Regions from separate parts of the Mus musculus genome. Here region 1 is linked to region 2. Evidence: chromatin loops called from intact Hi-C (ENCODE). Cell type or tissue: gastrocnemius. All regions are shown on one strand. Each heading gives the region's core, and the rest is flanking DNA. Links, peaks and the distances in the headings are about the cores only.

Region 1 (15,705 bases), core at 3,410-11,409, 50 kb before region 2:
CAGATAGACCAGGGCTATGGCATCTCAAACATTGTGGGGTCTCCAAGGCAACTTCAATGTTACAACTTTTTGTTCCAATGTCTGGGATACACGCATGATCTTCTGGACTCCTCCAAAGGGCTCCATCTCCAGCTTTGCCCTCTGTAGCACTCTAAGCTCTGGTTGACTCCACTCCATTGCTGCTGCTCTTCTTGGTGATCATGCCATGGTACTGGCATCTCCAATATGTTGTGATCTTCCACAGAAACTATGCTTCACCAATAGCCTCTCATAGGCTCTCTTCATGGTGCCAAGCCTCAACTTTGTTGCATGACCCCTTTAGTCCTGGGTAGTCAACTACAACTGGGGCTGCACCTTCACCAACGGCCTTCTGTGTCCTCTCACAGTGACAGGCCTCAGCTGCTCTTCATACAGCTTTCATGCCTTTAGGACCAGTATCATCTGGGTGATTCTTACACATTACCAACTCCAGCTACAGTACAACCTTGGCTATCTCTGGAACACAGCTTCTTTCTGTTCTCAGAAAACATTGTCCAGAAGATTTCACCTCAGTAATGCTGGTCTCTTCTCAATCACCACTAATTTCTTAGCTTCAGCTAACCAGCACCAATTGTTCCAATAGTCCCTTCTTGACTCTAAAGTCAGAGCCAAATGGCTTAAACTGCTGAGTTCTGCTGCTTGCTGGGAGCTGGAACACCCCTCCCCCCTTATTCTTTAGCAATGCTGGGATTAAAGGTGTGTACCACCACACCTGGATTTAAGCTTTTCTTCACCTAGAACTTGCTCTGTCCCAGGCTGGCCTTGAACTCAGAGATCTGTGATTTTATCTCCAGGGATTAAAGGTGTGTACCACCGTGCCTGTATCTAAATTTAGCTGAGTGGGATCTTGGCCCAAAGTTCCACTCCCTAAATTTATCTCCTTAAACACAGGATTCGGCTCCATTTCACTTCCTGCTGCCCCTTTAATACTCAAACCATATATTTTCTATTTTTCCTTTCTAAGCTTGCTATGCTTGTTTAAAGTCCTCTTCATGACACTTAACCAAAAAACAAAGTCTATGGATGGGCATTTCTGAGGCTTCCTTTGTCAATGCAAATTAATCTGAGTCTCCTCACCTTAGCTTCAGGCAGACTCTTCAGACAAGGGCAAAAAGCAGCCACATTCCTCAACAAAATACCATAAAAACAGTCTCTAGGCCACATTCTAAAATTCTTCTCTACTGAAACCTCTTGGGCCAGGTCTGCATAGTTCAAATCAACTCAGCAGCAAAGTCTTCCATTTTCCCACTAGGATAGCTCAACTTAAAGCAATTCACCCCTTTCCAAAGTCCCCTGATCCACATTCCTCCAAACAAATGCATGGTCAGGCCTATCCCAGCAATACCCCAGTCCCTGGTACCAACTTGTCTTAGTCAGGGATTCTATTCCTGCACAAAACATCCTGACCAAGAAGCAAGTTGGGGAGGAAAGGGTTTATTCAGATTACAGTTCCACATTGCTGTGCATCACCAAAGAAAGTCAGGACTGGAATTCAAGCAACCCAGTAAGTAACATCCCTCCATGGCCTCTGCATCAGCTCTTGCTTCCTGACCTGTCTGGACCAACCAGCTCTCAATGCATTCATATTTCATTTCTCTTCAAGTGTTTGAATAACGGCTATCGGCTATCGTGAGCTCAGGGTTAAAGGCCAATGCAATGGTGAACATGACACACGTGGCCCAAACTTTTCAAAGCACAGACAGGCTTCAGGGCCAGGGAAGGAAACAGACATTAGATGATGACTGTTAGACTGTTAGTTAACTTTGCCCAGGGATGAGAAGGTGAACACCAGTCATCTTAGCATATGTGGATTCATATGCTGAGATCTGGGGAAGCCAGCGAACCGGATTACTCTATTAACAACTGTTCTGTAGTTTCCTGCATCCTGCAACACCTCCCTTCGTACTTCCTGCCTTGCTCTGTGGAAACGGCATTTCAAATGAAAGCAGCCGGAGGAACAGGTCTTCCTCAGGTAAAAGCAGGAACTGGGAGGCATTTCACACAAGGAGAAGGAGAAGACCTGCGCAAGGGGATGCCTAGCCCAGTTAATCAAAGGCCTGAGAGGAGGACTGGGAGACAGAAGCCTCCATGGCAGGGTAGGGATTTCTGGTTTTTGCTCAGGATCGTCGGAAGTCACTGGAAGGTTGTTAATAGGGTAGGAAGCTGAGATCTGTTTCTTTAAGGATGACGGTGGCGGGATACCATAGAGGTGCGGCTGGAATGTTAGCAGTCATTGTGAAGAACTGTGGCATCATCTATGAGCAAAATGTTGGAGGTAGAGTTATCTATCAGAAGATATGAACAGATGATAAGGAAAGGGGTTTGCTAAAGGTGACCCCCAGCTTTTTGCAACTCCAGAGAGATGTCATGAGGATCAAATGCCAGTGTGCAGAGGTATACTGAAGACAGACCATCCCCAATCATATTAAGAGATTAGTATCTAATTGTTACAGGTAGAGAAAACACATTTTCTGCAAAAGGTAGCTTTGGTTCATGGTGGACAAATGCACAGCACGCAGGGGCTGGAGCAGTGCCTTGCATCGTGACGTCTAAATGCACGGTGACTTAAACAAAGCACAGTTTTCCTCTCTATGAAGCGTTTTATGCCTTACACCAGGACACAACAAGAACAGCACACGCTCCAGGGCCTAGGCTCCCCGTCTCAGAAGACCGCTAACAAATAGCAGAGTTCAGATGCACGCACAGCGTTAACAGCACACTCAAACTAGAATGGCGTTACAAGCATGTGCCCTGTGTATTCGTTACCTTTACGATTCTGTGACAAGTACTTGAGAGAATCAACGTACACAGATGAAAACTTTATTTTGGCTCACGGTTTCAAAGGTGTAGGGCTGAGGCTATTTAATACGATCGCTTTGGTACAGGGCTAGCCAGATGCGTCACACAGGGAGTGCACAGTAGGAAAGATGTCTTCTCCTTGTGGCAGTTAGGCTGCAGGGAGAAGGACTGAAGAGGTTAAGATTCCAACACGCCTTCAAAGGCATACCCTGAGACCTAACTCCTGTCATAGGATTCTTCTAGTAGAGGATCCACCACCCTACTCTCATGTCATTAACACTGTCAGATCCAAACTATAACAATGAATGTCACTGCCCACCCCCCCTTGAATTAAGAAGGAAAAAAAAAAGATAAATCATCTTCCACGAACCTTCAGACACTAGGGTCTAGAAAAGGCATCTAGAGATAATCAAGAAGTACCTCCATGCTGAATGAGGCCATTGTTCTGCTCCCTAACTGCTCTGGGGCCTTGGAAATGCACTAGCAGTGGGGATCATGTAAGGTCTCTGCTGTCAAACCCACCGCGTCCATCCCTTCACACCAGGACTCCTGTTACCACCAGAGTACCGGAAATCCTAAAATCCCAACACATCTTACTGTGGCTGTTCCAGCCCCACTCCCCCCTTCAGCCCAAATCATCCTGTTTCAGCGATGATAGAGAGACTCTAGCTTAGCACATTGTTGGGGGAGGTAATGCATATGGAGGGGATCTTATTACCAAAGCAGTAAAATTATTTTTGCTATTCTGTGCGGTGCAGTAAGACTCATACATTTTAAACAACCTACATAAGTTCCTTTTTCCATCAGAGGCGAGCCTCGGTAGTGATTTAAAATTAAACTGTTAACCAAGTGTCAGGAATCATGAAATAAGAGGAAGGGAGGCTCCTTGTGAATGGCAAACACCGGGCTATTTAGAACCACTCAAAACTGGAAAAGCCTCGGGTGGCAGCACCTTCTACGCCAGCTTTGCCAAGAAAGCCACCTACTGCTACCTTTAAGAGTCGAGGAGGAATGTCAGAAAGTGGTATTTATAGTCGCTTTACAAAGAGACACTTAGTCATTCATGAAAACACATTAGGGTTCTAACGTGTACCATTCACAATCCTAGGAATCAGGGGTATGGTGTTAAATATAACAGACTTGACCTTGAACGTGTGGACTTACAGTCTGATGAAAAAAGACAGATCTAAAACCTAGGCATATCTGCATGGGATTAAATGTCAGAAGGAGAAGAACAGTCTCAGGAGAAAGAAATGAAAGGGATTTGACTTCGGTGAGTGGAAGCACTCGGCTTCTCGAGAAGCCGCACTTAAGTAGGGCAGAAAGACGGGTGGGAGCGGGTCTGTGCAGCGGGAGGGGTGGGCACGGAAGTGACCGTCTGGAGACCTGAAGTGTTTTTTTGTTTTTGTTTTTTTGTTTTTTGTTTGTTTGTTTGTTTGTTTTTTTGTCTAAGTGCCGTGGAAGGCAGGGACTGACTGTGATCAAGGCAGAGATGGGATGGAGGTCTGAACAGAGAGCATGATGACCGTGGAAGCCAGAGAGGGAGGACTCTGCGATGTGTTCTGAGTTGAACAGACTGAGCTGTCTCATGCAAGTGGGAAGTGCCGTGAGAAAGTGGGCATCAAAGAGGCCCTGAGCTCCTCTGGAGCGGGGATTGAACGGAGGTGCCGTGTAAAAGAACAGCAGGACACACTGGTGTAGCTGACGAGTACAGGATCAAAAGATTGGATTTGAGTAGAGAGCTAAAAAGTTAAAAATAAAAAAAATTTTTTTTTTTAATGTTAAAGATGCCTTTGAGACTTCCAGACAAAAATGCCGAGTAAGTGGTGGGGGTGGGGGGGTGGGGGGAGAGAGAGAGAGAGAGAGAGAGAGAGAGAGAGAATATTATGAGTCCTCTGTTATTCTGCACTACAGATCCTAGAGGAACTGAAGGCTGGCCTGCCTCTTTTGAAGGTGAGGCTTTCCTATTCTCTCTACTCCCAAGCTAGGCAGCAGCGGCAAGGTGAGAAGAAAACACAGGTATCTTCTAAAAGCATCAAAGAAGGCTCAGACTGAACTCAGGAAAACTACACTAGGAGGAAGTAGAGAAGTCAGCTACAAGCCAACTCCAGCTACCGTACACCTCATCCATCTTAACATTAGGTAGAGTTATATAAACACACCCATTCTCTAGAGGTCAGCCATTCACAGCGCTCCTCCCCACCCTCTGAGTCTCACCCCCTTTCTGACCCCTTCTACAATGTTCTCTGAGCCTTGGCAGGATGGAGTAATACAGATGTAATACAGATGTCCCACTTAAGACTGAGCACTCAATGGGCACTTGATCCCAGCACTTCAACCAGTTACGATGCCTCTGCGGTAACCTCTGTAGATTGGGAACAGCACTAATCTGTGGCCATAGCTCTAAGGTTCTATTTGCACAGATTGCATCTGTTCTTTCATGGACTCCTTGTAATTTTAACTGTATATATATATATATATATATATATATATATATATATATATATATATATATATATATATATAAAATATGTATATTTTATATGTGTATGTATATATACATACACATATAAAATATATGTGTATGTATATATACATACACATATATTTTATAAAAACACATATTTTATAAAATATGTGTTTGACAGGTGTGTGTGTATGTGTGCATACCACAGAAAGCATGTGTGTCAGAGGACAACCTAGGGTGTTGACTGTTGCCCTCCATCTCGCTTGAAACATGATCCTTTGCTGTATACTGCTGTGTATACCAGGCACGCTGGCCTTTAAGTTTCAGGCCCCTCTCTGGTCTCCACCTCCCATCCTACCACATAGCACTGGGATTGCAGACTCACTGAACCACGTCCATCTGGCTTTACATGGATGCTGGACATCCAGACTCAAGTCTCTACATTTGCGTGGCTAACGTTTTACCCACTGAGCCATCTCCTCGGCCGTTTCTGTTTTGATTAAACCAAAATGTCATGATTCAAAAAAAAAAAAAATCCTTTACTCACTGAAAACTTTCACAACTTAATAAGCAAAAACAACAGAGGCAGGATCTCCACGCTGACTTCTGCAGGGCGATACTTAGCACTCCGGAGGCTGCCAACTTCAGGATGACATCATGCACATCTGCTGATTCAGAGGGAAAGGGGAGAAATAGGAGGCAGCGACCTGGAGCCAAGTAAGATGTGGGAACTGCCATCACATTTTGCTGGAATGGAGGCTGCTGAGCTGAGACTTGCACAGTAACTGTCGCTGGCGCCTAGTGAGGGATTTTTGGGCTAGGGTGGGGGGTGTTGTATTTGTTGATGTTTGGTTTTTGAAAGGCAGAAGTTTAGCTGGGGGGGGGGGGAGAGGACAACTAGGCCCAAGCAGTCCCTTTTCCTGTTGCTGTATATATTTTCCTTTTTTTTTTTTCATGTGCATACCACCATATTTTTCTGTGTGTTCCTACTACCATCTCCCCTCCATTCCCCTCCCACTGGTCCTCCCTGCAGATCTATTTTTTAAACGTAATTCTGTTGTTTTACCTATTCACTTTCCATCCCGCTCAATGCCCCTTCCCACCATCCCCTCCCACAATCCTTCTCCCACCACCCTCCCCTTCTCCCCTGATTGGGGGGGGGGGGGCTGGGTTTCCCGCCACTCCGCACTTCAAACATACTTCCTCATTCACATTTGCCCAACACAAACATATTTTCCTTTTATTAAAAATAGGATTTTTTTCTCGAAAAACCAAAAAAAAAAAAAAAAAAAGGATTTTTTTCCTCACATATATATCCAGATTATGGTCTCCCCTTGGTCTATTCCCAGTTCTTCCCTACCTGCCCTCCATCTGGATCCATCCTTTCTGACTCTCATTAGAAAACAAATAGGCTTCTGAGAGATAGTAACAAAATATAATAAGACAAAACAAAAACACACCAGAATTGGGACAAAGCAAATAAAGAGAAGGAAAAGAGCCCCAGAGAAGAATAAGAAGCAAAGACCAAACACTCTGGAATTCCATAAAGACACTGACCTGGAAGTCATAATCTACACAAGGTACCCATGGGATAAAAGAGAGATGAAAAAACAGGGAATAAAAATGAAAAACGGTAAGATGATATTTTTAAAAAGGAAAAGCCCCAACATGACATCGTGATACGACAACTGTCCAAAGACACCACTGAGTCCCCTTTCTCAGTGGTTAGTATCTTCGACTGGAGGCTAGTGGCCTACCCTGAAGGGTAGTTTGCATTTCCAGTGAGACTCTCTTGAAGGAAACTAAATGTTCATTTGCAAGTGGTTATCAGTTGGAAATTGCTTCTGGGTTAGAAATGGGGGGACAGGGGAGGGAACGTGTCCACTTCTCTTCCCAGCTCTGGGGCCCCACTGGAACTGACCCGAGTAGGCCCTGTGCCGGCCGCCACCATCTTTGTAGGTTCATATGTGGATTAATCGTGTTGGTTTAGAGGGCCTTGTTTCCTTGCTGTCCTCCATTCTGTTCTTTCGCCTCCCCTTCTGCAAGGATTCTTGAGCCCTGGGGGGAGGAATTGGATGGAGACACCCCATTTAGAGCTAAGTGTTCCAAGGTAGCATAGTCTCTGCATAATGTCTGGCTCTGGGCCTCTCTGTATTTGTTCCCATCTGGTGCAGGCAGAAGCTTCTCTGATGATGGCTGAGTCAGGCACTGATCTGTGAGTATAGCAGAATGTCATTTGGAGTCATTTTATTGCTGTGATTTTTTATTATTATTATTAAGAACAGTAAAATTTGGTTTTACTCTAGGTCCCTGGGATATCAATCGCTGGAGTTTGGTCACCCAAGCAGAGTCATCTTGGGTTCCGTCTCTTGGAGTAGGCCTTAAGTCAAATCAGATATTGGTTACTTAGTACCACAAACTTTTGGCCACCACTACCCTAATATATCTTGCAGACAGGACAACACTGTAGGTTGAAGGGTTTATAGCTGGTTTGGTTTATGATTCTCCTTTGGTAGTGTACAGAGATCCTTCCTGTACCAAAGATACTAGAACATAGGAGTTGTCATAGTTAGGGTTATTACTGCTGTAATGAAACATCATCACCCAAAGCATGTTGGGGAGGAAAGGGCTCATTTTGCTCAGAGTTCTATATAATAGTTCATCATCAAATGTAGTGAGGGCAGGAACTCACACAGGGCGGGACCCTGGAGGCAGAAGATAATGCTGTGGTCATGGAGGGGTACTGCTTACTGGCTTGCTCAGCCTGCTTTCTTATCAAACCCAGGACCACCAGCCCAGGGATGGCACCACCCACAATGGCCTGAGCCCTCTCTCATCAATCACTAATTAAGAAAATGCCCTCCATACATCTTATGGAGGTATTTTCTCAATTCAGGTTCTCTCTTTCAGGTAACTCTGGCTTGTGTCAAACTGACACACAACTATCCAACACAACTGACCCCTGTTAGCTTGACACACAAACACATCCCTGTTAAACCATAGCATTTCCTTTTTCGTGTCCATCCATCCAAATCACACATGAATAACACTTCAATATAAAATATTTTACAACCTTAAAAGTTCCCACATTCTTTAAAAATTCAAACACTTGAAATGTCTCTTTAAAAATTTAGTCTCTTTTTAAAACCTAAAATCTCTTTTAAAATTCAGTCTCTCTACTGTGGGCTTCTGTAAAATAAATGAAATACTTCCTTACTTCAAGAGGAAAGGCACAGTCACAATCAGATGGAAGCAATGTCCAACTATCTGGGATTCACTCATGCTCTTCTGGGCTCCTCCCAAGGGCTTGGGTCACTTCTCCAGCTCCACCCTCTGCAGCACACACAGCTTGTCTTCTAACCTAAGGCAGGGTCCACTCCACAGCTGCTCATCTTGGTGGTTGTCCCATAGTACTGGCATCTCCAAAATGCTGGGGTCTTCTGCTGTAGCTAGGCTGTACTTCATCAATAGCCTCTCCAAGGCTCTCTTCATGGTGTCAAGCTTCAACTTCTCTGTATGACCCCTTCAGGCCTGGGTCTTTCAATAGCTACTAAGGCTACACCTTCACCAATGGCCTTTCCTGGCCTCTCACAGTGCTGAGCCTCAGATGTTCTCCATGGCTCCACCATGCCTTCAAAACCAGTACCACTTGAGTGACTCTTAGACTTCCATGTTTGGCTGCCAGCTTGGAACACAGCATCTGTGTGTTGACTCTTGAGAAACACTTCTCAGAAGATTTAACCTCAATGATGCTGGTTTCTTCTTAATCACCATGAATTTCCAAGCCCTAGCTAGCCAGAATCAATTGTCTCAGTAACACAAGGGTTCCACTTTTATCTCCAGCTGACCAGATTAGTCACACAAAAGCCAAGGTACTTTGCTTCCTTCTGAAATTTCACAAGACAGACCTCCATCTTCTGCACCGCTCTCTCAACCTTAGCTTTCAAGCTCCTACATAATAGCTCACTGAGCTCTCAACACTTAATGACTTTTTCTAGCCCAAAGTTCCAAAGTCCTTCCACAGTTCTCCCCCAAAACAACATGGTTGGGTCTGTCACAACAATACTCTGGTACCAACTTATCCTAGTGTTTCTATCGCTGTGATGAAACATCATGACCAAAATACAACATGGGAAGGAAAGGGTTTGTCGTATACTTCCACTTGTACCACAACACTGAAGGAAGTCGGGACAGGAACTCAAACAGGGCCAGAACCTGAAGACAGGAGGTGATGCAGAGGCCGTGGAGCTGGTTTGCACCCCATGGATTGTTCAGCCTGCTTTCTTATAGAACCCAGGATCACCAGCCCAAAGTGGCACCACCCACAATGGGTTGGGCCCTTGTCTATCAATCACTCATTAAGAATATGCCAGATCTTATGGAGGCATTTTCTCATTGAAGTTCTCCCCTTTTAGATAACTCCAGCTCGTGTCAAGCTGACATAAAACTATCCAACACAGGACTGAAAACTCTATGTAGGCACCAGATGTATTTCTGTTCAGTGAGTTGTGTAAGTGCTGTTTGCAGCAATGGGGCCTTGCTGTCAGGTTGTACAGAGCAAACTTTAGTCTTGGCAACAGCCAGGGTCATTCGGTGGTTCCCATGGGACCCCCTCAAGTCAACAATTCAATTAAATGTAACCCAATTCTGGTACTGGAAGCTTCATTTGGTGACAAGAGATGTCCAGTTGGGGCTCTATCTCCCACATTATTTGGTGGTATCATTTAGATTGCTTTCATATATGTATATATTTTAGGATGCTTCATAATGTTAACTGTCTCTCCACATTTTACCCCTTTTGTCTCTTCTCCCTTTATCTCGGATTTGATCCATCCATTCCAGTTCCTGCTTCAGCCCCCATGTCCACCCATACTGATCTATTCCACTTCCCTTTCCTAGGGTGATCTCTTTGTTCCCCCTACTCCCTTACACTAACTTAACCTCAATACTTCTATGGAATGCAGTTTTATGACCACTGACTTAACAGCTAATATCCACATAGTAAGTGAATATATACCATATTTGTCTTTCTGGGTCTGGGATACCTCACTCAGGATGATTTCTAATTCCATCCATTTGCCTGTGAATTTCATGATTTCATTTTTTGAGTAGTACTCTACTGTGTACAATTTTACAGTTCTTTATTGGTTCTTCTGTTGAGAGACATCTAGGTTGTTTCCAACTTCTGGCTATTAAAAATAGAGCAGCAATGAACATGGCTGAGCAAGTGACTCTATGGTAGAATGAAGTGTCCTTTGGGTATCTATCTAAGAGTGGTATAGGTGGATCTTGAGGTAGGTCAAATCCCATCCCCCTGAGGAAGTGCCACACTGATTTCCATAGTGGCTGTATAAGCTGACACTCCCACCAGCAACGAATGAGTGTGCCCCTTACTCCACATCCTCACTAGCGTGAGCTGTCACTGATAATATTGATCTCGGCCACATGGACCAGTGCTAAGATGAATTCTCAAGGTTACTTTGATTTGCATTTCTGTGATGCTTTAGGATGTTGAATATTGAAGTGTTTCTCAGCCATGTGACTTCATCTTTTGAGAATTCTCTGTTTAGATCTGTACCCCCATTTTTAAGTGGCTTGGGTTTTTTGATATTTAATTTTTTTGAGTTCTTTATATATTTTGCATATTGTCTCTCTATTGGATATGTAGTAGGTATTTCCCATTTTGAAGGTTGTCCATTTGCTCAGATGATGGTGTTCTTTGCTGTGCGGAAGCTTTTCATTTTCATGAGGTCTCATTATCAATTTTTGAGCTTTGTGCCTGTGCTAACAATGTTCTGTTCAGAAAGTCCTTTCCTGTGCCAATGAGGTCAAGCCCATTCCCAATGCTCTCTTTTAACAAATGCAGGGTATCTAGCCTTATGTTGAGGTCCTTGATCCATTTGGAGTTGAGTTTGGTGCAAGGTGATAAATATGGATCTATTTGCATTTTTCTCTTTTTTTCCCCCAATTTATTTTATTTACATGAGTACATCGCAGCTGTCTTCAGACAAGCCAGAAGAGGGCATCAGATCCCATTACAGATGGTTGTGAGCCACCATGTGGTTGCTGAGAATTTAACTCAGGTCCTTTGGAAGAGCAGTCAGTGCTCTTAACTACTGAGCCATCTCTCCAGCCCTATCTGCATTTTTCTACATGCAGCCGTCCAATATGACCAACACCATTTGTTGAAGACACTTTTTTCCAATGTGTATTTCTGGCTTCCTTATAAAACACCAGGTGTTTATAGGTGTGTGGATTTATGTCTGGGTCTCCGATTCTATTCCATTGATTGACATTTCTGCTTTTGTACCAATACGATTCTGTTTTTATTACTATAGCTCTGTAGTACAACTTGAAGTCTGGGATAGTGATACCTCCTGCAGTTCTTTTTATTATTTGTGAATTTTTAAAACCTATCTTGGGTTTTACCTAACCACATGAATCTAAAAAATTGTCCTTTCAAAAAAATTTTTACCATACAAGTCTTAAACTTGCTTGGTTAGAGTTACCCCAAGATATTTTCTATTACTTGAGGCTATTGATTTCTTTCTTATTTGTCACTTGTATATATGAGGGCTACTATTTGTGTGTGTGTGTGTGTGTGTGTGTGTGTGTGTGTGTGTGTGTGTGTGTGTGTTAATCTTGTATCCAGCTACTTTGCTGGAGGCATACGTCAGCTATAGAAATTCCCTCCTGCCATTTGTAATCACTTATGTATACTATCATATCATCAAAGAGACTTTGACTTCTTCCTATCCAATTTGTATCCTCTTGATCTTCTTTAGTTGTCTTATTTTTCTAAGACTTCAAGTACTAGACTGAATAGGTATGGAGAGAGTGGATAATACCTTGTTCCTGATTTTAATGAAATTGTTTTTGAGTTTCTTTCCATTTAAGTTGATGTTGGCTATCGCTTGCTGTAAACTGTCTTTATTGTGCTTGTATCCTTCATCTCTCCAGGACTTTCATCAGGAAAGGGTGTGAGATTTTTACCAAAGGCCTTTTGTGCCTCTAGTGAGATGATCATGTGTTTTATTTTCTTTCAATTTGCTTCTATGCTGGTTTACATTTATTGATTTTTGTACATTGAATCAGCCCTTCATCTCTGGGATGAAGCCTACTTGATCATGGTGGGTGGTCTTTTTGATGTGCTCTTGGGTTTGGCTTGCAAGCTTTTTTTGTTTTGTTTTGGAGAAATTGTTGCATCTATGTACATAAGAGAAATTGGCCTGTAATTCTCTTTGTTAGGTCTTGATTTGGGAATCAGGGCTTCTGTAGCCTCATAAAACAAAGTGTGCAATGTTTTTTTTTTCTGTTTCTATTTTGTGAAATAATGAAGAATATTGCCATTAACTCTTCTTTGAAAGTCTAGTGAAATTTTGTGATAAAATCATGTGCCTCTGGAATTTTTTGAGGAGGTAAGAGGAGACTTTTAATGAGTGCTTTTATTTCACTGGGTATTACAGGTCTGTTTAAATGGCTTAACTTTAACTCAACTTAACTTTAAGAAGTGGTATGTGTGTAATGAGCAAAGTATCCATATCTGATTTTCCAATTTGGTGGAATACAGATTTTTAATGTATATCCTTATAGTTCCAATGTCCTTTCTATTTTTATATATTTTAATATTTATATTTCGTTTTATTTAAAGTACAATTTAGATATGATTTATATTTATTAAATATTAAAATTGTTTTTATTTAAATTAAATATTTAAGCTATATTTTAAAATATTATTGTATTTTAAAGATATGTCTTTATGGGTTTCCTTAGTGTCTGTTGTTATGTTCTCCTTTCATTCCCAGTTTTTTATTAATTTGAACCTTCTCTCTCCTCCTTTAGGTAATTTGGATAAGAGTTTATCAATCTTACTGATTTTCTCAAAGAATCGGTTTTTGTTTCATTGATACTTTGTGTTTTGCTGTTGTTATTTGTATGTTTCTATTTTATTAATTTCTGAATTTGATTATTTCTTGCTGTCTATTTCTTCTGGGTATGATTTCCTTTTTTGCTTTAGAGCTTTCAGGTGTACAGTTAAGTTATTGGTATCTGATATCTCCATTTTTCTTGCCTCTTAGATCCACCTTCATTTGCCCCATAAGTTTGGGAATGTAGTGTACTCATTTTCATTCAATTTCAGAATGTCTTCAATTTGTTTATTAGTTTCTGTTTTGACCCATTTTCTTTTTTTAAAAATGGTTTTAGAGCTTTATTGTATAAAGGCAGGGAGAAAGAGAGAAGGTAGAAAGAGAGAGAGAGAGGCTGGCCATGGCCATGTGGAGAGAGGGGGGAAGGGAGAGAGAGAAGGAGGGCTAGAGGTGAGAGTAAGAAAGGTGAGAGCTTAAAGAGCAACCCATTTTCTTCAGTAGTGAATTCTTCAGTTTCCACAAGTTTGTAAGCTTTCTATTGTTGTTAATATCCAGCTTTAATCCATGTTGGTCATATAGGATGCAGGGTGCTATTTTACTTTTCTTATATCTCTTGAGATTTGCTTTGTTCCAAGTATGTGGTCAAGTTTAGAGAAAGTTCCAATGGATGCTGAGAAGAGCATGCATTCTCTTTGGTGGCTGGGCCCATCTGGCTTATAAGATAGTTAGCTACAGCATATCTCTGTTTAGTTTTTGTCGAGATGTCCTGTCTATTGGTGAGGGTGAGTATTGCAGTCACTCACTATCACTGTGTGTGTCAATATAGGATTTTAGCTGTAGTAGAGATGGTAAGATTGCAATGTCCTCTTGGTGATTTTTTTCCTTTGATGAATATGTAATATCCTTCTCTCTCTTGTCTCATTAGTTTTGGTTAGAAGTCTATTTTGTCTGATATTAAATGGCTTCATTTAATAGATACACCAGCTTGCTACTTAGGTCAATTGCTTTGGAATCATTTTTTTTTCCATCTATTTTGGTGATGTCTATCCTTGAATGTTAAGGTGTGTTTCTTGGATCCAGAAGAAGGATGGATCCTGTTTTCACATCCATGCTGTTAATCTGTGTCTTTTTATTGGGAAATTGATGCCACTGATGTTGAGAGATATTAATGAGCAGTGTTGTTGTAGTGTTGTGTGTGTGCAAGTTTCTCCTCTTTTGATTTGCTGGTTTATTTATTTCCTGTGTTTCCTTGAGTGTGGTTAACCTCTTTAGAGTTTGCCTTCTGTTACTTTCTGTATTTGTAGATAGATAATGTTTAAATTTGATTTTATCGTGAAATATTTTATTTTCCCCATCTATGATGATTGAAAGTTCTGCTGGGTATAATAGCCAGTGTTGGCATCTCTGATCTCTAAGAGTCTGCAGAACATCTGTCCAGGCCTTTCTGGCTTGTAGAGTCTCCATTGAGAAGTCTAGTATATCTGTCTGTATGTGTTACTTGGTTTTTTTCCCGTGCAGTTTTTAATATTCTTTCTTTGTTCTGTATGTTTCTTGTTTTAATTATTATGTGCCAAGGGGAGTTTCTTTTCTGGTCCAGTCTATTTGGTGTTCCATAAGCTTCTTATGCCATGATCATCATCTCCTTCTTTAGGTTAGGGAAATATTCTTCTATCATTTTGTTGAAAATATCTTCTGTGCCTTTGAGTTGAATTTCTTTTTCTTCATTTGTTCCTATTATTTTTTGACTTTTTGTCTTTTCTTGGTTTCATAGATTGCGTGGTTGCTTTTCTTTCCTTCCTTCTTTTCTTTCTTTCTTTTCTTTTCTTTTTTTTTTTTTTTTTTAGATTTAACATTTTCTTCAACCAATGTATCCATTTCTTCTATTGTGGTTTCAATGCCTAAGATGCTCTCTTTCGTTTCTTGTATACTGCTGGTGAGGTTTGTCTCTCAAGTTCCTAAATTTTACATTTCCAGAATGCCCTTAATTTAACATTTCTTTATTGCTTCTATTTCTACTTTCAGGTCTTGAACTGTTTTACTATTTTCCTTCCACTGTTTATGTTTTCATGTATTTCTTTAAGAGATTTATTCATTTCCTCTTTAGAAACATCTATCATATTTATAGAAGTTATTTATGGCCTTTTTCTCATGCTTCAGCTATGCTGCAATACTCAGGGCCTTGTGTGGTAGTGTCATTGGGCTCTAGTGGAGACATGTTGTCTTGGTTGTTATTCTGTTTTGACAATGGTATTAGGCATTTGTTTGGGAATATTGTTCTTCTAGGTGCTGCTATCTTCTCTTGTCTTTGTTGGATGCCATTTTGTTTCCTGATTTCTGTTGCCCATTCTGGTTCTTTGGAGAGTGTAGTGGCTATGTGTTGTCAGGTAAGAAATTCTTCTGGGATCCTGATAGGTGTGACCATTGGGGGCTCCACGCAAAATGTTTTTCTAGCTATTAGGAGCTGACATTTAGGAATGGGACTGGGGTGGGGCCTCCTGAAAGGGGGGGGGGTGGAGACTATAGGAAGGAGGC
Region 2 (15,705 bases), core at 4,565-12,564:
CTTCAGACACACTTGAAGAGAGCATTAGATCCCAATACAGATGGTTGTGAGCTGGGATTTGAACTCAGGACCTCTGTAAGGTCCTGATTGCTGGGATTTGAACTCAGGACCTCTGTAAGAGCAGTCAGTGCTCTTAACCACTGAGCCATCTCTCCAGTCCTGACAGTGGTTATTTCTAAGGAGGCAATAGTGAGGTGATTAGAGACCCAAAAGGCTGTTTTATTTGGTGAAACTGTAAGGAATCTCATAACAAACAGCAAATGAGGCAGCTCTCAGGCAATCTTCAGCAACAAAACTGTTAAAGAATGATCCATACAGTGAAATAAATAGCTACTGGTCCAATCTTAAAAACATGCCCATGTACATATGTTGAGGCCCATTCTCCCACAGAGGAATTCTGTAGCCATTACAGAAGGTAGAAACACTGTTGCCTGGGTCGGGATTGTTAAAGACAGAATCCACTGGTAGACTCTGAAATTACTTGGTAAAAGGTTAGAATATATACATATAATTAAAAAAATATATATACACACACACACATATACACACACATCTGTTCAATGTACCTCCCACAACTATTTACTACATAGAAATGGAAAACAACCCTTCACCTAGGACACAAATGGACATCAGGAAATACCTCAGAGATAGACACAACACCACCAAGAGTTGCCAACCTCATCAACACCAGTCACTAGACAAACAGGCATGATGGTACCTGCTCATTATTCCAGCACTCAGGAAACTGAGGCAGGAGGATCTTGAACTTCAGACCCAGGCTACAGAGCAAGACCCTATCAAAATTGGGGTGGAGAAAGGCAAGCATAATTAGAGAAATCTAAATTGATGAGCACACCATAAATCGTCTTAACAAAACACGCTTCCACGGTGTCAAGAACAGACCGACCGGCACTCATGACTGTACACACGTGGAGCCAGCCACCTTCAGATGCCAGGACCCAACAGTCACATGACTTTCTCACTGGGGGAAAAAAAAGAAAGAAAAGGTTGTTTCGCGTGTGATTAAAACTGAAGGTGATCCCTGTAGCAAGGCGAGTGGCATCCATCGAAGTGTTTTGGCAAGTAGACTAAACTGTTTGGGTGAGTGACTTAACAGGAGTCAAATTCTCTATCCTTTCATCTTAGAAACCAGAAAACCAAATTCGGGTGACAATATCACAGTTGCCGCAGGTGTTTTCATGGCCTCTGTCTTGTGTTCTGACTTCTTATCCTGTTGGTTCAGTAAAAACAAGGACTGTCGAGTAATAAAATAAAACTGACTTTCACACACACTCATTCATGATTCCCAGCCACACAATATTAAGGGCCGTGTTCTCTTTTCCTTTTGGATTGACACAAGATTAAAAAGGTGTTAGCCATGCAAGAACTCAAGAAGGTTTTTGTTTCCTCCCTATCTACTATAAAATAATTCATCACAACACAAAACAACTATTAGATACTTGTCAAGATAAATCCTATGACACAGTCTCCAAGTGATGGAAAAATTACCAAAAAGTATTGGAAAACTTAGATGTATAACCTGACTGGCCAACATTCTTCCTGCATCTGAAGAAGCTAAAGGTTATAAACACAACCGTAAATATATTTTAACAACTTGAGCTGTGACTTTAAAGATGGCTGGAAAAAATGCTTCTTTGCCTTGGTCCTTCCACAACAACCAAGAGCCAAACGCTTCTGAAGTACGACAAATGATCATTCTAATTAAACTGATCAAACACATAGCGGGGCTGCTTAGTGGTATAATGTCCTTAAGAGGATTAGCCAAACAATTCCAGAAATCCACAAATCCACCATGTCTGTTAATAAATTAGTGCTTCAATAAGCCACCCCATGTAACTCCCATTTGTCAAGTTACAGACTTGAAAGGGACCTGGACACATATACTGACGACACTATCTACTGGTTTTGTTTCATTTTTAACTCTGTACAGCGCGCTTTGATGGAAAGAGGATTAAATATGCCCACTCTGCCCATTTGCCCCTTTGTCGTCAACACTCTATATGTTCTTTGTAGTAAATTTTCACTTGTTTGCTTTCACAGAAGCTTTGGTGTTTCGAGTTCCTGGCTTGGTAGTTTATCTAGAACAGTTACAAGAAGGCCAAGACTTACTAGAAAATGAAGATATCAAGTTCAAACTGGTAATAGTCAAACTTTTAAAACCAAGTCTCTGGGTGGAATTAATAATACCTTAAGCAACTCGGAAGAAAAGACAGAGATAGCAACAGAAACTATGAAGAGTGAAAAACTAAGAGAAAAAAGCATCAGTGGGCCATAAGGGGTTGGGGAGGGGGGACTCCAGCAGCCTAACAGGAAAGTAAGTGTCGACTCTAACACAGACAAGGTGAAGAAAGAAAGGAAGAGAAACAATGTGAATAAACAATGACCAAAAAAAAAATCCCAATCCCTATAGCCACCCACACTGCATGTATGTGTTACAAGTGCATTTAGATTCTCTACACAGAAAAAGAAACGATTCCACACAGAAGCAAGGACCTGCACAAAGGAAATGGCGGGTGCTGTAAATGGTAAATACAATCGTAGATATATAAATAAGTAGTTTTCCATTTCTATTTTAAATAACCTTAAAAGATAACAGATGTTTCAAAGGGAAAGCAGCAACAATGCTGGGAGTAAAATTAAACACATAATAACAACAGCACAGAGGTCAGGAGGGGAGATGCCTTGCTCCACTCCAAGCTCCCAATCGCAGACACAGGTGCTTCAGCAGCACACTGGAGCGGCTGGATTAATAGCTCTAATCCACACTCTGCTCAGGCTATGCCATTCTCAAAGGGATCTCTACCTGTATCTGCCTATTATGTGACCTGATTTTAAAGCTAATGTCACATCTGAGAAAGCACTAGTATTGCAGCAACTCAGCACATGTGGGACCAGCCGTGAGCTCAGACACACATCTCTGAATAGAAAGAATGTCATCCGTCTCTGTCAGCATATACCTGCAAAACAAACCTCCTGGGCCCCGCAAGCCAGGTCACAATCCTTTAGAAGCCAGGTGTGCCCTGGTCAGTGCAACTGGTGGTTTGGCACCAGTTTGGACACCTACCCCATTCTGTACTTCCATTTCCCTAATTTCAATGTGAGTAAGGCGAACCAAATGGCATTGAGGTCCTCACACAACCTGGGCAATGCTGGAAAGACAAATATTAAGTCTTACACACTGAGATTTGTAGAGAGAATAGCTTGTGTGTCGTATGGGTGCATCATCTGTCAATTAAAAAGCCCATGGCCTGTGGCTTAGGCAGAAAATAGAGGTGGGACATCCAGGAGAAGAAAGAATTCTGGCATTGCGGGGGAGGGGATTCACCGGGAAGATGTGACAAGACGGACAGACAGATGCATGGTACCTGAGCACAGGTAACCAGTACAGATTGTAGGCTAGACTAAATGGGATATTTCAAGTTATATCTGTTCAGAGAAGAGCCTAGCTATAGGGCCAAGGTATTTGTAAATATATTTTGAGTCTAAGTTTTATTGCTGGGAGCATGGAGCTGGGAAGAAGAACTGGAGCTTAACTCAACAGAGATCCTAAGAAAATGTGGTGACAGATACTTGGGTCATCTGCTTGTCACAAAACAGTCTCAGCGTTATCCCCAGGGAAGCATTATTTTGAAGGCTGGCTCCTCTTCTCCGTGTAAGTTGTCATTCTGAGCTCATTTTGCGAGAATCAGCTGTCTAACAATTCCCAACACTGTTATCCAATATTTTCTTTAGGATACTAACCAGGACTCTAAACTATCTTTAAGTCGGAAAGGCGAATTAAGCTACACTTCTCAAAAGTCTGTTCAGTGACAGTGGTAAGATCAGACATTTTAGCTGCACTTCAGTGGAATTCTGAATAAACCCAGTTATTACAGAAAGTTCACAGACCTTAAACCTATAAACAATTTTCAAAGAACAACCCCACTAGGCAGCACTCCCCTGGCACCCTCAAAATGAGATTGATAACATCCTGTTGGTAAGATGGTCACCACATCAATGCTAGCAAACGACAGTGAGAAAAGGTTATAACATGACTTCTAGGCAGCTTTTAAAATAATCTAAAGGGACTGGAGAGATGGCTCCGAGGTTAAGAGCACACAGTGCTCTTGCAGAGAACCTGGGTTCAGTTCCCAGCAACCACACTGTTCACATCCATTGTAACTTCTAGGGGATCTGGAGCCTCCTGCGACCTCTGCATGCATGCAGTACACACACCTACACTCAGGCGCACACACAGCCACATCAAATAATTTTGAAAAAGTTGTATGTGTCTGAGGAAACAGATTTCTACTTGAATTTAACTGAAGCCATCAATTTTGCAGAGAAGTGTCAAATAGCCTATTTTCCACCAAGAAGAAGCTGTTAGAGTTTTAGTACCTGCAGATTAAAGAAATGTATTTAACCTTTGTTAACCTTCCTGCTGCCTTGAAAAGTGGAGTTCTTAAACTTTGTCATTTCCCACCGGCTGGTCAGCTCACAAAGAATAATTAGACATTTTCTTCAAAGAACCTTTTCTCAACCTTTTAGGAGACATTTCTCACAGGAAGAAAGAGAAATAGCTGCCAGCTGCCCAGGGGTGAAAATTCTGAGGCTAGACACGCAATGCTGCTTTATAGCACTATGTGTTTTTATTAAAGTTTAAGGGAACTTTCAGGATTCCAAAGATTTTTGCTTTAATTCTGTGTTTCCAAACACTAAAGTGTAAACACAAATAAAACAAAGCAATAATTAGCATTTCTAACAGCAGACAATGTACAGAGTAATTTATGTAACTCAATTAACAATAATTATATATTGAAGAACGCTTACTGAATGCCCCAGCGTGTGACAGGCGACGTGAAAGTGGGAGTGAAGAATACGAACAGATAAAAGTTTCTAGCTCTAGAGAAAGCCTTTAAATGCACTAGTTTGAGGGTTTTTTTAATTGGGGGAATTCAAATACAGTCTTTACATTTATGAGACCCCCCACCTCCATTGAGGTGCTCCACATCTTTTGAGCAGTTATTCACATGTTTCTAAAAGATGAACTCTCAGTATTTCTGGAAGCCAGAGAACCTCAGGGTGCAGCCCAAACCTAGACAAAAAAAATCAGTCTACTTCCTTGGTGGGGGTGGGTAGAGAGACTCAGAAACCACTTAGCAGTAAATGAAGTGTCTTCAAAAGAAATATTAATGGAGCAAAGGCATTCACACCCTCTCACAAGTTCCCCCTGACCTATACACCACACACACCATGGCATGTGTGCATGTGTGCAATGCACATATGCACAAACGCTCTAAATAACAAACGATTAAATTTTTTAAAGATTTATTTATTATTATACATAAGTACACTGCAGCTGTCTTCAGATGTGCCAGAAGAGGGCATCAAATCTCATTATGGGTGGTTGTGAGCCACCATGTGGTTGCTGGGATTTGAACTCAGGACCTTCGGAAGAGCGGTCAAGTGTTCCTATCCGCTGAGCCATCTCACCAGCCCATGATTAAATTTTTTAAAAGAAATATCAAATGCCTGGAAATGTAAATGTCTAGAACGTGGGAGGAAGACAAAAGACAAGGAAAAAGAAAGGGAACTTTTATTTGCTTAAATTAGAATTTTAATGGTGAAATACAACAATGGATGCTGGTTCTAGATATGGCACATGGAAGCACCAGTGTGGGTTAAGGAAACTGAGTTTTATGCTCTTGGTTTACTCACAACAGGGATTGCGAATTTGGTTCACATTTTACTGCTGACCAGATAGCTTTGTACTCAGAGCACAGCAAGGCCCAGGCTCAGCATCTACAGTGTATGGTGGACACATGCTGTCCCCACTTCCTTTCAAGATAAAAAGGACCATAAAACTGTCATTAAGTAATTGTCAATGAAGACCAACAATGTTCTAAATAGTAACTGACTTAGGTAAAGTTTAACTTGAAGACAATTTGCTACTTGACTATTTACCCTTTAAAAAGAAGACTGAATTCTCAATGGTCATGTTAGTTGTTATATCTTTGGGGTGCCATTTCTACAGCAATGAGATATACTGCTGGTAGCACTGCTGAGACTCCCAGTGAGACAGAGGAACCTAGAACTCTTATCCCAACTCCAGAGATAAGCCCTGGTAGTGTACCCATATTAGAGACAGATAAACTACTTTGGGCAAGTTCTTTAACCTCTTTGCCTCCGAGTGTTCTTGCCCTTACAATGGAGCTAAAAAAAACCACTGACCATTAATTGACTATCCACCAAGCACACAAAACAATGTCTAGCGCATGAGCTGTGTGTGAACCCATGACGCCTGTGTTCTGACAGTTCACATGACAGTTCTTTATATCAGGAAATCATGAACACTATTAGGGAGACTAGAAAAAAATATGTTAGAATTATCTGACAGACTATTCTGCAGTGGATACATAACAAAGATCTTAAAGAATTGATATTCCCTTGATTTAGCAAGTCTAGGGCATAGCAGAGGTCTTCTAGACAAACATCTATATACAGGGCCAGTCATCAAGTTGCCATAATTCCAAGAAAAAAGCCTAAGTGTTCAACTAAAATTCAGTTAAGCATGACTGTGCTCAAAAGAACATGAGCTGGGCAGTGGTGGCGCACACCTTTAATCCCAGCACTTGGGAGGCAGAGGCAGGGCTACAGAGAGAAACCCTGTCTTAAAAAAAAAAAAAAAAAAAAAAAAAAACCTATGGGTAAGCGGAGAATGGTGGTCATTAGTCCCAGCACTGAGGGAGGCAGAGGCAGCCAGATCTCTGTGAGTTCAAGGCTAGCCTGGTCTACATGGTGATTTCCAGGCCAGCCAAGGCTACATAGTAACACCCTGTTTCAAGAAAATAATAATAATAATAAAGCAAACTATGAGTAGCAGTATTGGGGAGATGGAGCAGTCAATAGCATGTCTGCCATGCAAGCCTGAAGATCTGAGTTCAAATCCCAGTACACACACAAAAGCCAGGAGAGGTGGCGCCAGGCTGTTACCCTAGCACCCAGGGATGGGATTAGAAAGAGGCAGACCCCATCTTGGTCTGTGAGTTCCAGGTTCAGTGAGAGACTCCATCTCAAAAATCAATAAAGTAGGTGGTGAGTGACAGGGAAAGCTCTTGGCGTCCACCTCTGACCTCCACATCTGCATACACATGCAGGGTCACCCCACAACACATGCCTGTACACAGCCATATACTACACACATCATTTTTTTAAAATATGTTATGACTAGCATATGGTTCCTCAGGGAAATTAAACATAAAACTACCATGTGATTTCACCCCTGGCCAACACACCTAGAGGAACTAAGGGGGCATGTCCTTATTTTATGCAGCAATACTCTCCATAGCTCTGAAATCAGGCTAGGCGATCACTTCCAGATACATGGACAATGGAAGCCCAGCCAGCCTAAGGGAGAGGGAGATTACCTCACCTGCAGAACGGTGGGTGTGTCTGGAGATTGTAATAGTAAATGATAATAGAAATAGAAAAGCAAGGTAATAGAAAGTAAGGTAAGCTAGACCCAGAAAGATAAGTACACAAATGATGCACGCTTTTCTCATGTGCAAATCCTTAACTCTGTATATAAATCATTGTATATGTGTGTGTGTGTGTTCATATATGCGCACCCACACACACACACACACACATATGAGAGAGAGAATTAGAAAAGGGAGTGTTTAGGGGAGTGGGGTGGGGAGTGGTGTTTAGGGAAAGGGGAAGAGAACCCAAGAGGGTGAATATGGTCAAAGTACATGGTGTACATGAACAAAAACGTCTCTATTAAGCCTATCGCTATGTGTAATCAATGCATGCTAATAAAAATGTAAGCCAATAAAATGGCAACAAAGAAATTCTCAAAACAATTATTTTGTCTATAGAGACAGTAGGAGGATAAGGAGTTGGCGCAGGTTAAGAAGGGGACAGGGAGGGACAGCACAGTTCTTTAGGTTAACACAACCGTCCTGTCCCCTCCCACAGTGGTAAGCTCCCATCATTACAGAGCTGCACAACGCAACAGGTGTACACTGAGAAGACTAACACCGTGTGTCAGCTGTGGACTTTGGATCATGACGTGTCCACAGAGTCCACTGACTGGAACCAACACCCAGCCAGCAGCCGCAAGAGCGCATGTGCGTGCGTGTTACAACTTCGCGCTCTCTACTTGATTTTGCTATGAAGTTAACATTGCTCCAAAGAAAAAGGTCTATGTTTTAAGTTCTTAAAATTAACAACACTGGCAGGACAGTGTGACTATGCCTTTAATGCCAGCACCCGAGAGGCAGAGGCAGGTGGATCTCTGAGTTAGAGGCCAGCCTGGTCTACACAGGGAAACAAACAGAACAAATAAAGACAAAACAGAAAAATTACAAGTACAATTTGGAAAACACCTGCAGGTCAGACTCAATTTTTAACTACACTTTTACAATACAAGCAATACAAGAGACTTGAAAATATACTTTTCCGCATTTTTATATTCTTGTATTACGGTCTTGTATCACTCTGAAGTTCAAAAGAGGCTTAAGTTATAACTTACTGGTAGACTGTGTGCTTAACATATCTGACCTACCGGTTCAATTATCGAGGCTAGTTAATTAATTAATTAATTAGTTAATTAACTACATGGGTGGGGCGGGGGGGTATTTAAAAGCAAATCAAGCCAATCCAAGCAGGAGTCAGTGACACACATCTATAATTCCAACTTTAGGATAGGGCCTGAGTCAAGAGAATATACTGCCAAAAGCCAGCCTGAGCTACATAGCAGGACTCTATCTCTGAAAAAAACAAACAAATATACAAACCCCACAAAGGTAAGGGACATAGCTCAGTGGTACAGTAGTTGCCTAGGGCATGCAAGGCCCTGAGTTCAATCCCTAGCTTGCCAGCGAATAAAATAGCAACACACATAAAGCCAAGAGACAGCTTCTGGACTTGCAAAACAGTATCCAATTTTCAAAACCAGAGGAGCACAGAGCGCAGGAGGTCAGAGGGTATAGGGGACAACAGTGTCACCATGTCACCTCGAGACCCCAATCACACCAGGAACTGGGGATTTCCAGCTTTGATTTTCCTCTTATGACAAGACAGACTAACTTGCAAAGAACCAGAAGAGTAAAATATGTATGTATATATAGAAATTTAAGAAAAATCAGAGTGTAATACAATTGTAATTTACTTTTGATTTCCATGTTCTTTCTAAGATCTACAGTATCAGTAAAGAAAGGTTTCACCTCACATCTGTAATCAATGAACAAAACACTTCAGGGGAGGAAAATGTAGAATCCCAGCAGGGTGGCACACCTCTGTAATCCCCCCACTCCCCCACCCCACCCCCACCCCCGCACTCAGGAGGCAGAGGCAGGAAGAGCAGCAGTTTAAGGCCAGCCTTGGCTACAGAGTGAACTGGAGGCCAGCCTAGGCTACGTAAGCATAAAATATCAACTACAAAAACTAGTTCATCTAATGTAAATATAGCCTTCTGTGGTGCCTCATATTCTGCCTCTTCCGAGAGGCACTCTACTGTCTGCTCATTTCTAACAAGGAAACAGGATCTGAGAGATCGCTGACCCGGGCTCGATTACTTTGCAAAGGTAAGCTGGGAATAAAACTTGGGTATCCACACTGCTCATTCCAGGGCTCTTCCTATCAAATATGCACTGCTTTGCTGAAAAGGGTCTACACTGGCAATACTTCCTAAGAGCCTATTTCCACAGAGGAATACACTGAAAGAAACTGATGGACTGGCACAGTGAACGCAGTTTAGCATGACACTGTGCTCACCTGAATTCAACACACGCTAGAGAATCTGTTAACAAAATGTAGTTACATGAAACCTGCTCTCAAAATTCCACTAGGAAATAGATGTTCCGTAATGAAAGCTAAGGATTGCATACATCCTGAAATTTCTCCAGGCTGGAAAGGTAAATGGAAGTCCTTCAGCTTCTTCCACCAGTCTTTCACAAAAGCAAGCCTTCGGAGGTCACTACACTGCCCTCTCTTCAGGGGCAGGCACTTCTCTGGCCTTTCCCACTCACTTCTCCCGACTCTTGCTCTTCAAGTTCCCCAACTTTAACACCTAAGGCTTCCCATCATCCAACAATGCTGCACCAAGCCTGCTGAATCCTCTGCCCCTCACCAATCAGTTCTAAATAAACTTGTATGAAAGGAACAGAAAGACACGTACATACAGAGAATGTCTTCAGAGCAGAAATGTGCATATTATTTACCCAATATATTTGGATGCATAGCTAGTTCTAACTTCATGACTAGAGTATTTTATTTCTCTTTGGAAAACATTTTTCAGCGTGGCAGCTGTGATAAACCCCATGTTTTTCCATTTTTTCGGTATATGTAACTCATAACTCTTCGCATTATTGCCAATGAGATTCCTGCCAGCACACGGCTATTCTTCTTCTAAGATGAACAGATCTACGAATAGACTTTGTACTACCTCTCTGTGCTGGGCTGTACCTTGATAGCTGGCACTTTTAGCAGGTGTGAGGACAAGGGCATGATGACATAATCACTCTTAAGTACATGGCTATAAGAGAGTAGAACCCAGCAAAAACTTAGCAAGTATTACCAAAAAAAAAAAAAACAACCCAGGGAATGTTTACAGGGATGGAGAGAGTTAGGAAAGGGCCAGTGATGGCCAGAAATGCATCCCAGAACCAAAGACAATTAAAACCTACAGATTCCGCTAGAGGAGGAAACCCGCCCTCTGGGGGAGGGGTTACAGGTGATAAAGACATTAACAGACAGCATCCACGGTCTCTTTTTTTCTACAATGGCTACACAGAATCTGGCAGAGCAACTGTTGTCTCACTCTCTGCGCCCTCCCAGCCCCAGGCTTCTACCATTAATGCCTTCCACATTCTTCCTTATTCCCATGCATACCTGGGTCCCACTCCATGTTCTGTGAGTCTCTCTCCAGTGAGACCAGCTAGCTGGGAGTGCCATAATGAAAGCAAGGGAACTCTAGAGAACCAAGATGTGTTAATCCGTTCCAAAGGACAAATGCTTCGGGTGTCGTCCTATGTGGACCTCTAGCCCGTCAGGTTAGCAGTAACAGTGACTGCTTATGGAAATAAGCATGTGCTTCTAGCAACTGACTGACCCCGATGTTACAAAAAGTTCCATGGCTGACAACTACTCAACAAAACTGATCAGTGTGAAAGGTGCCCTAGAAACTTTTTCAGTTGAATAGACAACGAATTCTTGCACTTAATAATCTAATAGGGCACAGCAAGAAAATAAGTGTCCTTTCATATTCACCCCAACACCATAGTTTTCTTTTCAAGAGGCAATTGTCGTTTTGAGTTTTTTTGTTTGTTTGTATTTTATGGAACAGCCTGTGCAGTTACAAGAGAAAGTGCGCTTGAGTTCATATTTAACATGAAAAGTCATTTTCCAGTATTTAACATGAACAGTCACGTTCTAACCTGTGCCCTGATCTGTTCTGTTCTTCCAGCCAAGAGATCTTCGCACACCAACACTGCGCTGGGTGGTTTTGCATTTTCAATAGCAATCTAATTTTGTTTCTGTTTCCAAATTATTTAGTCAGTTCAGGGTAACTTTTAATGCTCCTTCCTTAATCAATGCTAAAATAAACTTCTATGCAAATTCATCCTGCAAAGTATATTAATAGAGAAACCCCTTGAGGTCCCTAGAGTAAATTTTTAACTTGGGTAGTTAATGCGAAATGATAGTATCCATAGATGCCACATCTGCCATCTTGCTCACCTAACTCTAATGCATGATGCTCACTGGTTACTGAAAGCCTTGCCACCATAATGCATGAAAAAGATCATGATGTTTGCCAATACAAGGAATTCAGTATTGTAAGCTCGAATTTCTCTCCTCATGAAGTAAGCACGATTTTGTATTTATGTGCCACTTCTAATTAATTTTCTGTGGAATGAATGGTTTGTTCATTTCCTTTACCCCTTCTTTACTGGTTATCAGTCATCTTCTCTTCTTGATACATAGGAGCTCTCTGGACATTAAGAATGTTGTGAACAATCTCTAATGCGATAAATTTTATCTTCTGCCTGATATGTGTGATCTTTCCTAGATGGAGGTAAAGCTGTTTTGTTGTTTTGTTTTGTTTAAATCTTTTTTATTTTTTCGGCTTCCAAGATATTTAAAGTCTTTATTTTAATGGAGAGCCAAGTGGTTTCCAAAATACCTGATCTACATAGCTTCTGGGGTCCCTACTTTGATTTCCTCTGTTGGCCCATTCTGAAAGTGAAAGACAGGTGAGGCCGGAGTCTCCCCCACCCCCTTCTGCTGACCTTCCACTTCACTATCACTATCTGCTCCTCTTGGACTCAACTCTGTCCTCCTCCCCTGTGTTCCTAGGGGACTTTTTTTTTTTTTTTTTTAACATGAGCCCTACATTTTTGCTTGGCCTACCTTGCAGATTGTTTCTCTCTCTCTCCCCAACCTGCCCCCCCCCGTGTGTGTGTGTGTTGCCTCAATTTGAAACTTACTGAGATCAAAAAGAATATATTAATGCCTTTTCACAATCCACATGCCATTCAAACTGTGCCACTCTTTCTATTCCTGGGAAATTATACAATAAACCCTGTTCAGATGTGCTGCCTGCTGGGGTGAGAATATGCAAAAGCTTGTCTAGCTGCTATGGATAAACAGAAAGCAAAAATATGAACATAATTTAAAATAAGTCCAGACTTTTAACTTCATCTCCAGAAATAACACATGACACAATATATTTACTTTACTGTTCCTTTAGCTACTTAGGTATCGAGTATACTTATTACATATGATACTAATTTATAAGAATGAGCTGAGGATGTAGCTCAATGGTAGACCACTCATGTAGCATACCAAAAAAAAAAAAAAAATCCCATGTTCTGTCCCCAACATCGTAATATAAATAAGTAAATAAATCTTATCTCTAGTTTAGGGCAAGTAGTTTAGCACCTACAGCGGGAAATTGAGGCCAAGTTTATTTTTAGATTGACTTCTGAAAAAAAAAAGATTCTAAAAATAAATGGGTGTTATTTTTCCTTCTGCTTGTGCAGGTTTGAAGGGGTGAATAGGCCTGTCTCAAGAGTTATAGGAAGGGTACCTCTATAAAGGCAAGACAAAACCTACATGTTCAGGTCCTATTCCTGACCCAAGTGCAGCTGACTTTCTCTGTTAGCATAAAGAAAGAGGATGTCAAGGAAAGGAAACAGAGTAGCCAGTTCCGGAGGATTTAACTTTCCTCTGTGCCCTCCCACTACTGAACAAACCACAGGGCTATAGTTGTCCAAAAAAGTAAACTCTCGGAGCTGGAGAGACGACTCAGTAGTTAAGCGCACATACTGCTCTCGCAGAGGACCCTGGCTCCGTTCTCAGCACTCACATGATGAACAACCATAACTCCAGCTTCAGAGGATTTCATGCCTCTTTCTGTGGTGCGCATCATGCATGCAGGCAAAGTACTCATACATAGAGGATAAAATAAATAAATCCTTTTTTTAAAAAAAAGAGTAAACACTAAAAACTATATACACACGTTTTCATTTTCTAGTCAGAAAAGAGAAAAAGCAAGAGAGGGGGGATATATAAATACATGAATATGCATCACAAGAAAGATTAAAATCTCAGTCCTGGATCACTTTCTCATTCATCTACCCTTATGGTTCCTTAAGTAAAGGGCAGGCTTTACCTCCTCTTCCCACGATCAGAATTCAGTTACTTGTCAAATCTTCTCAGTGTTATCTGCAGGGCCCACGGGGTTAAATGTGGGCCTCCTTCTCTTAACCTGGAAATCAGAGGTGCCAATAGAATGGCTTTTGATTGGGTGTTGCTTTCGGTTTGGTTTTGTCTTTGCACACCACTAAAGACAGACTCAAGCATGGCAGACAAGGACTCTACCAACCCAGCTGCAGTCCTGACCCCCCCACCCCCACCCCCACCCCACCCCACCCCAGTACAGATCATGTTTAAATCCCTTTCGGCTTGAAAATCTATGAGCCAACTTACCATGAGTCATTCAAGCATCAACAAAAACATGACCATTTCTACTGCCTGAATATTTTCTTCATATATTTGAAAAAAAAAAAAACATCAAAAGGCACATGTTCTAGTTAGCTTTAACTGTCAGTGTGTATAAGTCTCAACTGAGGAACTACCTAGATCAGCCAACCTGTGTGAGAGTGTCTTGATTTTTAATTGATGGAAGAGGGCCCAGACCACTGCAGGCAGCACCATCCCTAGACAGATGGTCCTAGGCTGTATAAGAACAAGCTGGGCATAGTCTTGTGAGTGAGCTAGCATGCAGTGCTTCTCCATGTTCTCTGCTCCAAGCTCCTGCCTGAGTTCCTACTCTGACTTTCCTCTATGATGGACTGTGTGACTTGGAATTAGAACCCAAATGAACCCTTTCCTCCTGTAAGTTGTTTTTCATCCATGGTGCTTGTCACCTCACTATGCAGCCAAAACGACAATATGTACTACTATTCCTTATTAATAAAAACCTGAGCTAGGAGTGGCTCTAGCCCCATTATTCATACAGCGGAGACAGAGGATCTTGAGTCTGAGGTCAGCTTGGGCCACATAATTAGTTCAAGGCCAGCCTGAACTACATAGGGAGAATCTGTCAAAACAGAAATAGAGCAAAGGAACAAATAAAAAGTTCCTTGTCTCCAAAGGGGAGCACAGAGACTCTGTTAGAATGACAGAGCTAGAGAGGGCTGTACATTTATTTATCAAGGAGGTATAATGAGACAATAGAAGCCCATGTGCGTATGCTTGACAACATTCAATCAGAAACATTAGGAGAGCAAACCCAAAGGTCCCTATCCCTCAGGCCCACTACATTATCTGTGCCCTTGGAAAGTGACTGTTAGCATCCTTGCTCCAGGTAAGTGGTGGCTTAGAACCCAACCCTCACATTGCATACTGTGGATGATTTGCTCTTCCCACCTCATCCACCCCATCCTTCTCCTTCTCCTGCAAGCCCAGGACTCCCTCAACTCTGTAGCTCAATGCCGCCTTCCACATGGACACACTACTGTATCTTAATCAAGATGTTATTGGTTTATGTTCCATCCGTAAGTAAGCAATACAGATGAGTCTTCTGTACTGCTCCTCTGATGACGTCTCCGTACTCATTGAGATACATTGCAGGGGTCCATCCTTCAGTGCAGGATCCTCACCACCCCTGGGAGCGCCAAAGCCTATGTGTTCAAACAGAAGTTGATAGGAACTAACTCTGTAATTCACATCTGAAATCCACTGTAGCTTCTCCAGTTCCCTCACTTAGATATCTCAGACTCTTTCCTCTCTTCCTTACCTAAGATCACATCACAAGCCCTGGTTTGTCTTCTCAGTGATTTAAAATGAACTCTTCCTCATTTTCTCCAAACTTGAGAACTCTCGGATAACCAGGGTTCCTGCCTTGGATCTCTCTTCCTACCTTCTTTGTACCCATCATCCCCTGGACATCTGGAGTGATTTGTCTGTTGGGAAATTGCCAGTGCCTGCCTCCGCCATGGTCATACATTCCCTCAGTTCCAAGTAGCCCTCCTCCTCCCAGCATGACCATCCCTGCCCATGCTTCCTGCCAACATTCTTCACCAACTCTTGGCAATTCATGCTTCTACACAGGGGCAGCTTCTTGTCCTTCAAATGACACCTCTTGTGACAGCTCCAATGACCTTGTTTTCATTCTTTCCCTGAGAATTTTAAAAT

Evidence for each region. A loop is a pair of places that touch in the nucleus more often than their neighbours do. Peaks named below come from ENCODE experiments on the same cell type or tissue, not always from the same donor. Only the 100,000 strongest peaks of a DNase experiment are listed, where the experiment ranks them.
Region 1: it touches region 2 in a loop (2.2-fold over the local background); 3 of 42 quality-filtered maps call a loop at or near these places.

What each region holds. Positions count from the first base shown.
Region 1 is chr2:76,458,661-76,474,365 of GRCm38, reverse strand. All of the region lies in intron 1 of Osbpl6 (oxysterol binding protein-like 6), which reads right to left. Among named protein-coding and RNA genes, the nearest start is that of Gm52557, 35 kb to the right of the region's middle. In gastrocnemius, for the core only: no CTCF peak of the experiment used is centred there; no DNase peak of the experiment used is centred there; H3K4me3 peaks cover 330 bases; H3K27ac peaks cover 293 bases.
Region 2 is chr2:76,410,000-76,425,704 of GRCm38, reverse strand. All of the region lies in intron 1 of Osbpl6 (oxysterol binding protein-like 6), which reads right to left. Gm52557 (a long non-coding RNA gene) reads left to right here. Exons shown (of 3, transcript XR_003954042.1): 2 at 2,062-2,159; 3 at 7,981-14,878. Among named protein-coding and RNA genes, the nearest start is that of Osbpl6, 11 kb to the right of the region's middle. In gastrocnemius, for the core only: no CTCF peak of the experiment used is centred there; no DNase peak of the experiment used is centred there; H3K4me3 peaks cover 107 bases; H3K27ac peaks cover 2,329 bases.